Linked DNA regions of Mus musculus: region 1 is linked to region 2. The links are chromatin contacts, found by POLR2A ChIA-PET in ENCODE. All regions are on one chromosome and are shown on one strand. The core of a region is the stretch at or near the end of the contact, and the rest is flanking DNA. Distances in the headings are between cores, read along the strand shown. Region 1 has its middle 9.4 kb from the start of Apol6. Region 2 holds the start of 1110038F14Rik (RIKEN cDNA 1110038F14 gene).

Region 1 (5,568 bases), core at 393-2,892, 89 kb before region 2:
GTGTGCCCTGGAGAGCCCCCAAATAGACCAGAAGGAAAGGCTGGGCTAAGACAGGACCACCATTAAACAGACTCTGGGAGTGGGTTTACTTGGCCCCGTGTCTGGGATGGAGTTAGGCTGACCCTCTGTGGTCTATCACCCTGTCAGTAAGAAGGAGCAGTCAGTTCTTCCTGTCTCAGAGAACCAAGGCAGAGTGGGCTGGCGGCTGGGTTCGCAGGCCAAACCCAATTCCCTTTGCTCCGTGGCCTCTGAGAGCTGAGGAGGTGGGGTTGGAGCTGTTGCTTCAATTCTACCTTGGGTTCCTGGCTTCTCACCAGACAGCAGGGACCCTGTGCAGGGAGTCAATGACCCAGAGGTCAGGAAAGACAGGGCCGGGACTCTCCCCACTCCCCACAGCCCTGTGGTGGTAGGCAGGGACTTGGGAGTGTCTGTGGTCTGTTCATGAGGGGGTGAGGAGAGCTGCACCCCTCCCCCTCAACCAGCAGACAGGGAAACCTGCCAGCGACTGTGGGAGTGGGACTCCCCTGCGCAGCCCGAGCTCCAGATGTTTTTCCCATGAATGCTTTTGCAGAGTGGAGAACCGGAACCACAGTAATCCAGACACTGGCCTGGCCTCCCTCCCCAGGGCAGGGCTTCCCTAGGCTGCCCCGATAGACCCCGAGATCTGCAGTAAATCTCTGCTCCTCCAAGCCTGCATTTTCCCTTCTGTAGACAGCTGAACAATGACCATCCCCACCCCCCCTCCCGCCCCCCACCCCCACAAAGCCGAGCCTGAGACCATGTGACTTGCAATGGGACCATATTTGGAAACATTCTCTGAGGATGAAAAAAAAAATCAAATAACTCTGGAGATGAGGTCATCTTGGCGCTTGTGTGAGTCAGGAAGCCAACAGCAGTGTCCTTGAAAGAGACAGAAGACGATGGGGCTGTTTGCTAGCAAGTAGGGTTGGAGGGAGAAAAGGCAGAAATGCATCAGGCCCAGCCACTGCCTCTCTTAGCCTACACACCAGCAAGCAGGCCCACCTTCTGTTCTAAGGCATGTGGAATATCAAGAAATATCAAGGCCTACAGCCACATGACTGGGAGAGACTTAAGAAACTACAGGGCCTGCAGAAATGGCCAGAACTGCCTCATTATTGGCTGTTTTTTCCCATCCTCTGACCTGAATGCTCCTGAGGAAGGAGGAAGAGGAAGAGAGGGAAGAGGAGTGAGGAGGGGGAGGAGGAGGGAGAAGGGGAGAGAAGGAGGAGCTGAGGGGAGGAGGGAGGCCTCTAAGCAGGTCACTGAGTGGTTATAGCCTCCTCGGTAAGATGGGGAGGGCTGTGGAAAGGCTTAAACCTTCTGCGTCATCCTTCAGTTCAATGTGGTAATGAACTGAGACACAAAGAGGGAGGAGAGGACCTGTGTTAATGTGACCTGGCCCTCTTAAAAAGGAGGGGCTGCAAAGAAAAAGGGATCTCTCCAGGCTGACCAAGAAGCCGGCCAGAACATGTTACACTGCCAAAGAGGCCCCAGAGCGCTACCACAGCCCTAACTGAGTTCTTGGGAGGCCACAGAGCCCCGCTCCCACACAGTACTCCCTGTCCAAGATTCCCCTGAGGCTGTAGCTGGCAGCCACACAGCTCACACACTGTGCCTTTTGGCTTCTGAGTCACAGGGACTAATCTTAACTGTCCATCTGATTGGTGCCCGAACCCTGGGACCGCCCCTAACTCACCAAAATGCTCCAAGTTTAAAATCTCCCCCAGTGAGCTCCCACCCTACTTAAAACCTCACTCTTGGCCAACCCACTTCACAAACTTTCTCGCCCGGCCAGCCTGGTCGTCTTGCAGTTTCCAGGTCACTCTGTGTTGTGTGTCTGCTTCCCCAAGCTTTTTCTCATCATCCCTCAGCCCTCCTGTATGACCAGGGCACTCACCCCTCCACCTGCCCCTGCCCATCTCCCAACATTGGCCAAACGCAGCCATGTTTTCTGATCTCAGGCAATGACGGTAGCTGCAGTGCACCCACCGGGGCCTGCCTGACTTTGCCCTCCTGGCCCAGAGAGGCCTGTCTTTGTCCTCCCTGAAAGTGTTCAGAGCTGGCTGGCTAAAGTGAATAGTGACCCTCTCAGAGGGGTCTCTAAACCTCTCTCTTGGTCCTGAGCACTTCTCTCCTTCCAGTTTTGGCTTGATCCAGGAGACCAGGGGTGTTTGGTGGCCCCCAAGAAGGAAGTTAGGTCCCCGAGAGATGTTGAGCAGAGCTTCAGCGCTAGGACTGAATGGTACTGTAAACGAGGCCTGAACCACTCGGGCCTAGGGCCTGCTCTGGCTCTTGCTTCCTCTAACAAGGCCTGAGAAACTCTCCTCTGTCCTCACAGTGCAGGTCAACCTGTCTCTGACCGCCCCATAAAGCTGCCAAGGCTCCCTGGTTCTTGGAAGTCTCTTCTCGACTTTCCCCCTTTTCTTCCACACCAGCATCCTCAGGGCCTGTCCTGGCTAGTTTTGTTTTGTCAAGCTAGAGTCATCTGGGATGAGGGGACCTCAATTGAGAAATTACCTCTATCAGATAGACTGGCCTGTATGCAAGCCTGTTATGGTTTGTAAATGCTCAGACCAGGGAGTGGCACTAATAGAAGGTGTGGCCTTGTTGGAGTAGGTGTGTCGATGATATGGGTGTGGCCTTTAAAACCCTCATCCTAACTGCCTGGATGCCAGTATCTGCTAGCAGTCTTCAGATGAAGACATAGAACTCTCAGCAAACAGTTTATTGTCATGGCAGAAAATAGATGTGTAAAACCATCCCCCACTTCTCAGGGTGGGCCCGAGATTAAATACCTTTTACAGGGAGGAACTTCTGGGAAGGGAAGTTTATTGGCTAAGCCCTCTGGGCCTAGGTACCTTATTAGAATGGAGAACTCTGTTTTGGACCTATGTGACCATAGGACATGTTTCTTTTATGTGAGAAGCATGTCACATGTTCCAAGTCAGGAGTCTGTCAGGGAGCTGGGAGACACCTAAGCCTCAGGTGTGTGCCCACTGAGCCTCCAGGTCTTGGCCTGCTCTTCCTGGCACAGTTTCACGTCCCACAGTTTCTCATGATAATGGACTCTAACTTGTAGGCCAACTCTACGCTTTCCCGGATAAGCTGCCTTTGTGTTTATCACAGGAAGAGAAAACAAACTCAGACAAGGCCTTCCTTTTTTTGCCCTCTCTGTATACTGATAGGCCAGAGCACACAGTTTCAGTCCAAAACTGTGCTCCACAGGACAAACCGAAGCATCTCCAAATTGCTGGGTAAACCCCTAGCTGTTTTGGGGTACAACTAGAGTAAAGAGAAGAACAAATCCACACCACCCCTATCCGGTGACAGCATAAGGTGGGGGACTAAGATCAGAGATGCCCCAGCTGGGCCTATGGGAGGATGTCGGTGTCTCGGGACCCTGCATGGTGGAGTGGGCTTGACTTTGGAGACACAAATCAGGGTGACCCACGGATGTCTTGTCTTTTTCCTTCCGAGTTTCCCTCCCACAGAGGAGCTTTGGATGCAAGGCTCTGGTTTTTCCAGAGGACAGAGGCCCAAGGTGGAGGAACTGGGGACCCAGGAGAAGGCCTGCAAAGAGGGCACCCCATTCCATGTGAAAGTTGCCAGTCCTAGAGCCTCTGCCCAGGATGCGCAGGCAGGCGACTGCCCTTGCAATGGCTGAATAGATGTGTAGATAGTCCTCGACCTGGAAAGGCTGGACTCCTCCCAAGCTGCCCTGGGCCTGTGGGGTTCCTAATCACTCACGCCATCTGTTGGTGTTCCATTCAGCTGGCCGGCTCAGGCTGCCCCACACCCCACACCCCCACCATGCATACTTGGTTGTCCTCTGCATCCAAACCACCACCACCCTGTCTACATCCCCTCCGCAGGCACCTGAAATGTCTTTCTTGCCCACACCTACCCATGGTTTTAAAACACTAACAGACCCTGGCTGTAATTCAGTGGCCGAGAGCTCATGCCTCAGCAATCAAGAGAGTGCATAGAAGGGTGAGGCTGAGGCAGATGTAAGGGAACTTTTTGGGGTGGTGACAGTGTTCTGTGTCTTGATAGTTTGGGTGAGCCAAGTGTGTGCTTCAACAAAACCCAGCGCAGCCTCAGGTCTGTGAGTTGCTTTGGATGTGAGCATCACTGGGGAGAAAAAAAAAAAATGCAAATCTTGCTTCTCATCCAGAAAGCATTAAACAGGAGGCAGCCAGATACATGTCTGCAACCATGCATCACTTGGGGACCAGGTACCTTCTAAAGATGGCTGCCGGTCCTTATGCGAGTATCGCATAGATGGAGTAGCCTATGGTAGGCTTTGAATCTGGGACCCCCCTTTCGCCACTGTATTCTGTGCCACATATGTCATCTGCTATGTGCTTATTTAAGTTGGGTCCCCCCTTCCCCCCATTTCCTGGCTGTTGTGAACAGGGGGGAATAGCCATGGCTGAGCAAGCATCTGGAGAGCAGCGTGTCCTCCTTTGTACGCATGCCAAGGATGGCCATAGCTGGGTCCCATGGTAGATTGAGTTTTGCTTTTTGAGGCTTCTCCACACTGATTTCCAGAGTGGCCACTCCAGCGTGTGTCACGCCCCCACCCCCCCCAACGCTAAACAAGGACCATCCACAATCTCGCTGCCATGTGCTGTCGGCCAATGGTTGATGTCAGCCATTCCGAGTCGGGTGAGATGAAATCTCAGCTGCTTTAGTTTGCGTTTCTCTAATTACTAAGGATGGTGGGCACATTTAGAGGCATTCCTTAGCCATTGTTATCTCTTCTGTTGAGAACCCTCTATCTAGACCCGTAGCCCCATTTAAATTGTCCTCTGTTTCTTTGACACTCTGTTTTCCCTTTATATGTCCTGGATACTAATCCCCTGTTTGGACTCCAGGCTCATGCTAGCTTTCCTAGAGAGTCCAAGGCCAAGGACCTTAGAAGAGAATTTGTTACCACCAATTTGTTAGATGAACATAATTCCTCTCTACATTCTAAATTCTTCTTCTTCTTCTTCTTCTTCTTCTTCTTCTTCTTCTTCTTCTTCTTCTTCTTCTTCTTCTTCTTCTTCTTCTTCTTCTTCTTTTTCTTCTTCTTCTCCTCCTCCTCCTCCTCCTCCTCAACCTCCTCCTCCTCGTTCTCCTTCCTCTACCCCCCTCCCTGCTCCCATTGTTGTTTTTGCTTTTGTTTTTTGAGTCAGCGTTTCTGAGTGTAGCGCTGGCTGTTCTGGAACTCGCTCTTGCTCTATAAACCAAAGGCCTCTTGCCTCTGCCTCCCAGTGCTGGGATTAAAGGTGTGTGCCACCACCTCCTGGTTCTACATTCTAAATCTTGTTCTCGTGTCCACACCGTCCCTCATCAAAGAAGCCTCTCTTACAGCAAGTGGAGACCATCACAGAAGATCCACAACTCACATCGCAGAGATCAACAGACAGTGCGAAGCCAGTACCAGAAGCCGCATTTGTAGCACAGCTCCTGCGTCTATGGGAACATGGAAGAGGGAGCAGAAGATGGTAAGAGGCAGAATACCAGAAGTCTGCTGTGCACCAGAGTCTCCTAGGAACGGCT
Region 2 (5,828 bases), core at 2,683-5,182:
GAAAAAAACAGAGCAGGGCTGGAGAGATGGCTCAGCGGTTAAGGTCATGACCGCTCTGCCGAAGGTCCTGAGTTCAATTGAAGGAAAGGGAAAGGGAAAGGGAAAGGGAAAGGGAAAGGAACAAACAAACAGAGCAAGCAATAAACAATGACATAAGTTTCTGGCCTAAGCAACTAGATAAGACAGTAAATATCACTGACTAAAAAGCACACGGAGACGGGGGACCCAATTAGGTATTTCTGTAACAACGCTGAGTTTGAGCTGCCCACAAAATACTCACCCAGAAAGGGCAAACGCAGCTGGACTCCAGGTTGTACTTAGTCTAGGATATGAGTTTGGGCAACGCCAGCAGACCACAACGGTGTGAACACTGCTGGTTTACCTGAAGATCTGAACTCAGTGGAGCAGTGGGTACAGTACAGATGTCAACCCTGGCAGGGCTGGCCAAATGGCTGAGTAAAGGCAACTGCCACCAAGTCTAGAGACTGCGCTTCCACACACGTGCAGGACATTTGATCACACTGTGAGCCCTGAGACTGTATTACTTACTGCAGAAACCTGTCTTTAGTTGTGGTGTGGCTCGGCTATAGCTCATGCCTTTAATCCCAAATCATGAAGGTGGTTTGTAGAAGGAAGCACAATATTGGAAAGTGACTTCTGAGTGGCAAAGTGACAAATCAGAAAGATTTGACATAATAGGATATGGAAGTGAGAGGAAAGGAAAGTTACTTAAGGGGAAGGGGGAGGAGCAGGGGCAGGGGAGAGAGGGGGTGGGGAGGCAGTTTTACCAGGTTGCAGAAAGAGAACAAGCTAGACACAGGTGAAGACAGAGTGAGCTAGAGAATGAGAGGAGCCAGAGGATTAGAACGGATTGCCAGAGTTAGTCTGAGGCCAAGCAGAGCTAAAAATAAGAGGCTGAGAGAGAGAAGCCAGATTGAGTCAGTCAGCTAGCAGAGGCGTTTGAGTCAGAACAGCTGAGTTCACAGAGCTCAGAAAGTGCTAAAAAGGGTGAGCTTATTCAGCAGTAGGTCTCAGACACTGAAAACATTCTAGGCCTAGATAAGACCAAGCGAGAAGCTTCCAGGTCTAGGCCTAGGTTAGCAGACGAAGGCAGTGAGCCTCTGGAGACAGTTACACCAGGCAAATAAAAGATGCTTTTATACACATAGCATGCTCATACTCACACACATAAATACCACTCACACACATAAAGGTTGTGTTGTGTTTGTTTTGTTTTGATGCAGTCTGCTAAGACTCAGCTCAGGCTAAGACAGTGAGTAGCTTCTTAGCTCCTAAAAACAAAACGTGGCTTGATGGAGACCACACTGGCTCCAGAAGACGACAACCTGCTGAGGGAAACAGCAACAACAGCAGCAAAGGACTAAGTCCTGGATCAGAGCTGGACCAAGCAGTCTTGCCTCCTCTAACACATTCGGAACTCTCTCTCTCACACCATCCTATTTCCTTAGAAAAGATTTATTAAGGCGATATAACAATATACAAAGCACTAGAAAAATGGCCTGAGCATCTTTTCAAAAGTGAGCCCACTGTGTCCACAACTTCCCCACAGTTCCTTATCATCAGCAGCTACTCTGCACCTCTCTTCTGACATGAAGAACATTTCCTTCAAAGGTTTCCACATCCACATAGCAGCCTCACATAGGCCAGCCGCTTCAGGTCCATGCTGCAATGAAGGACAAACCAACCCCACTTCTGCTGAGAGAATTCCTGGGAAGGCCCTGCAATCAGGACACATCCCCACCCCACCCTGGAGGGGGATGAGCGGTCCAGCATGTAGGAGACCCTAAAAGAAATTGAACCGAAACTCTTCGCTGGTCAAGTCCGGAGTGGTTTTGGCTCTTTCTGCAGGACGAGGCCTGCAGACCCTTCCGCTCTTCTTTCTGGTGGCCTCACTGACGAGCTGTACCTGGGCCGAATGGGTGGCTGTAGGAAGGGGGAGCAGAGAGTCAGAATAGCTAACTTTCATCCATGCAGTTACAATTACCCACACAACTTTCCTAACTAAAAAAAAAAAAAAAAAAACTGAAAAATTATCTTAAAGTAAATAATGTCATTCCCATATGAGACTCAAGAGATGTAGTAACTTATCAAAAATGTTATATGATCTAAGTAACAAAATTTAGATCATTTTCACAAAATGATATGTTGTATGATCTAAGTAACAGATCCAGGACTTATGTCCAAGTTATTTATTATTTAGTCCCAGGAACTAAAGTCCAACTGGTACCTGGCTTTATGGCCAGTGAAGTGAGCCCAGGCTAAGACAGAGGAGCTGTTTTTTTCATCCCCAAAACAGAACGAGGTGAGGACCTCGGCCCTCCTCCCCCCAGGACCTCTGTCCCCTAAGAGAGAATACTTTCTCCCCACTTACATCCCCCCCGCCCCCGAGCCCATCTCTTCCCACACCAACCCTGCTGAGCTGAGCCTCTCCCTACCCCCTTGACGTTAATGTACTGAACCAATCGCTTTCTAGTTCCTCACCAGCCTTTAGAGCCCGTAGGGCCTCCCGCCACTCTGCATCCATCTGAGCCCTGTAGTCCCCAAACAAGGAGCGCATCAGCTGTCTCTTCCGGGGCAAGGGGGTTTTTTCACTGCGCAGCGTTCGGATTGCCCCAACAGCCTGCTCTTCTGCAGATGAAAGAAAGAGAAAGAGAAAGAGAAAGAGAAAGAGAAAGAGAAAGAGAAAGAGAAAGAGAAAGAGAAAGAGAGAAAGAAGAAAGAAGAAAGAAGAAAGAAAAAGAAAAAGAAAAAGAGCTAGTGACTTCAAACACACTCATATCATCCTACTACAAACAATTCCCATCCAGCTGGGGTGACGCACGCCTTTAATCCCAGCACTGGGGAGGCAGAGGCAGGCGGATCTCTGAATTCCAGGCCAGCCTGGTCTACACAACTAAGTTTCAGTACACCTAAACAAAGCAAACCAACCAAAAGCAACAACCCCACCCCTTGGCAATACCATCAGACCACAGAACTGTCACCGTTTACATTTCCCTAACTGTAGAGAAGGGTCCCTCACTCTGCTTCGGGGTAGGTCTCTGCGTCTTGAGACCCAGCTCCAGCTGTTCCACACACCAGGCCAGCTCCCGCGCCAGCTGTTCCGCCTGGGACAGAAAGGAGGACATGGTTGTGATGGGTAACAGGGTCCCGCAGACCCCACTCCCATACCTTCAGCGCCTTAATTCCGCACAGCTCGCCCACAGAGGCAGGCGGATTAGCGCCCAGAAAGCTCGCAGGGAGTACCATCCTTGCCTGGGCCTCAGCGCTAGGAGGAGCTTCGTCCGGGGCAGGTTTCTCCGAGGGCTTTTCGCTTCCATTTGTCCCAGAGACCCTGTTGGGGGTTTTCTTTTTCTTTTGCTTCATCGCTACTGTGTTGCCTACGGGATGGGTTCCGGCGGCGGAGTCGCATGCAGGTTGCACTGAACTGCGGAGAGGAGGTTCCGAGGCACCGGAAGCTGAGCGAGAGGGCCGGGGTCTGCGCGGAGCGCGATGAGTTTTCCGACTTGAGGCTGCTGGTGCCTCCCGAGCAGGACGCCCTGGCTCCTGAAAAATCGTGAGACAGGACGAAATTCACAGGGTCTCCCCACCTAGGGCCTCGCCACAAACACGCCTTCTCCCACAGCTCACCGCCATTAGTCGGAGCGGCCGCCGGAAGCTGGTAAATCCTAACTACCACAGCGAACTCACTCCTCTGGAAACACGTCTACGACACAAGGTTCCGCAGAAAGCGCAGCGGAGCCAGAGCAAGCGCTCAGCGCCGGACAGAAAGCACTTGGGTGGATGGAGCGCCTCAGGCTGTGCTTGTAATTTTAGGAGACAGAGTGCACGGGGATGAACTTAAAGGCCTCGGAGAACCCAGCAGAGTGTGCCGCCAAGAAACAAGACAATTGATTCCTGGAGAGAATGGAACCGGTGGGGTCGGGGGGAACGCCCAGAGATGGGGCAAGGTGGATTATGCGGGGCGGGGCGGGGCGGGGCGGGGCGGGGCGGGGCGCAGGCGTTGACAGATGGCTCAGCTTGTCCCCGGTATACTTCAGAATCCTGAAGAACTAGGCTCTAATGGCAATGGAGTGAACTTTCCAACGAGAGTCGGGGCAAGCATGCACTTCCTTCTTCCACGACCATTAGGCTGCCACCCGAAGACCTGGCCCAGATTTAAGGTGCATCTTCCCACCTCAAACGAAAAATCAAGAAAATTTCCTTACAGGAACTCCTTACCCCTTGAGGTTTAGGATAATTACAGGTGTGGGTTGTCAAAATGACAACCAAGAATAGCAATAGCTATCATAGCGGTCTAGCCCTAGGACTACAGATACCAGTCATGGAGCTACAGGATTTGGTATTTTTCCTACAGGCTTCTAATCCTGCTTTGTTTCAGTATTTCTTCGCTATGCCTCTATTCCACACTTTTGGAATGGCGACATATATACTGTGTCCTAATAATCACAGGACATGGTAGTACTAAGAGACGCCCTAAGGGATCTCCTACACTCCAGACATAATCTTGCTTACCACCATTGTGAAGAGGTAATCCAATTTCCCCATGGTAATCTGGATCTATCACCCCTCCTAACACTGTTATTCCTTTTTTAGCCTGTTGGTTTAAGGGCATTAGAAGCCCAAAATGACCAGGGGGAAGTCTGAGCTTCCAGTTCAATGGAATGTTTGTTGTAGCTCCTGGTAGGAGCACTCCCTTCTCTGGAGCCAAAACTTCTAGGCCAGCAGAACCTAGAGTTATGGGGACAGGAAGCAAAAATTTTCCTAGAGGGTCACTAGGAGTGATAGTAAGTGCTCTGCTCAACTCCTTCATGCCTTCAAAACCAGTACCACCTGGGTGACCCTTACACATTACCAAGTCCAGCCACAGCACAATGTACAACTTTGGCTATATCTGGAACACAGCCACTGTGCTCTCAGAAAACACTTCCCAGAAGATGTCACCTCAATGATGCTGGTCTCTTCTTAATCACCGCTAATTTCTTAGCTCCAGCTAACCAGCATCAATAGTCCCAGTAATGCAAAGTTTTTGCTTTAGTAGTTCTGGTATCTTGTTAATCACAGCTGATTCTTCAGCCCCAGCTAACCAGAACTACAGAATCTTCACAATCAAAACAGCAATGGCCCTGAAAAGAGTCTTTAATTTTCCCTCTGAAATTTCACAAACCAGACCTCCATCTTCTGCAGTGTTCTCAACGTTGTCTTCCAAGCTCCTACACAACATCCGACAGAGCTCTTAACAACGGATAACTTTAAAAGTCCCACAGTCTTTACATATTCTTAAAATTTCAATTTCTTTAAAATAGCCATCTCTTTTAAAATCCAAAGTCTTTTTACAATTAAAAGTCTCTTAACTGTGGGCTCCACTAAAACAGTTTCTTCCTTCGAGAGGGAAAATATCAGGGCACAGCCACAATCAAAAGCAAAAGTCAATCTCCAACCGTCCAATGTCTGGGATCCAACTTACAATCTTCTGGGCTCCTCCAAGGGCTTGGGTCACTTCTCCAGCCATGCCCTTTGTAGCACACGCGTCATCCTCTAGGCTCCAGATGCCTGTACTCCACTGCTGCTGCTGCTCTTGGTGGTCATCTCATGGTACTGGCATCTCCAAAACAGCAACAGAAAAGTTACTAACACAGGGACACTTTCACAAGAGTAAGTCCATGTCAAAATATGCAAAATCACACACCTGAAATACCTATAACAAGCTGCATGCCAGTTAGACCCCTGTTGTATTAAGGGGTGTCTCTGTATTTCCAGTTATTAACTCTGTACTGGCAGAGAGCTAAGTGCTGGCAGGATTTTGGAAT

Evidence for each region. ChIA-PET counts read pairs that join two places held with the same protein, here RNA polymerase II (POLR2A).
Region 1: POLR2A ChIA-PET joins it to region 2 with 14 read pairs in Patski. The contact joins the enhancer-like site here to the promoter of 1110038F14Rik in region 2. POLR2A ChIA-PET finds 5 or more read pairs at or near these places in 2 of 5 experiments (Patski and embryonic stem cell).

What each region holds. Positions count from the first base shown.
Region 1 is chr15:77,032,886-77,038,453 of GRCm38, reverse strand. It overlaps a transcript of Mb not described here. Among named protein-coding and RNA genes, the nearest start is that of Apol6, 9.4 kb to the left of the region's middle. RefSeq lists an enhancer at 1-1,814. Within about 2 kb of position 1,642, at least 3 of the 3 ENCODE cell types and tissues checked have a DNase peak (open chromatin) inside an H3K27ac peak, as active enhancers do.
Region 2 is chr15:76,946,365-76,952,192 of GRCm38, reverse strand. It overlaps 1110038F14Rik (RIKEN cDNA 1110038F14 gene), which reads right to left and starts at 3,932. Exons shown (of 5, transcript NM_001347540.1): 1 at 3,649-3,932; 2 at 3,274-3,564; 3 at 3,041-3,125; 4 at 2,503-2,649; 5 at 1,214-1,944. The coding sequence starts at 3,654. The coding sequence ends at 1,805. It overlaps Gm46534 (a long non-coding RNA gene), which reads left to right and starts at 3,844. Exons shown (of 4, transcript XR_001781744.2): 1 at 3,844-3,933; 2 at 4,059-4,181.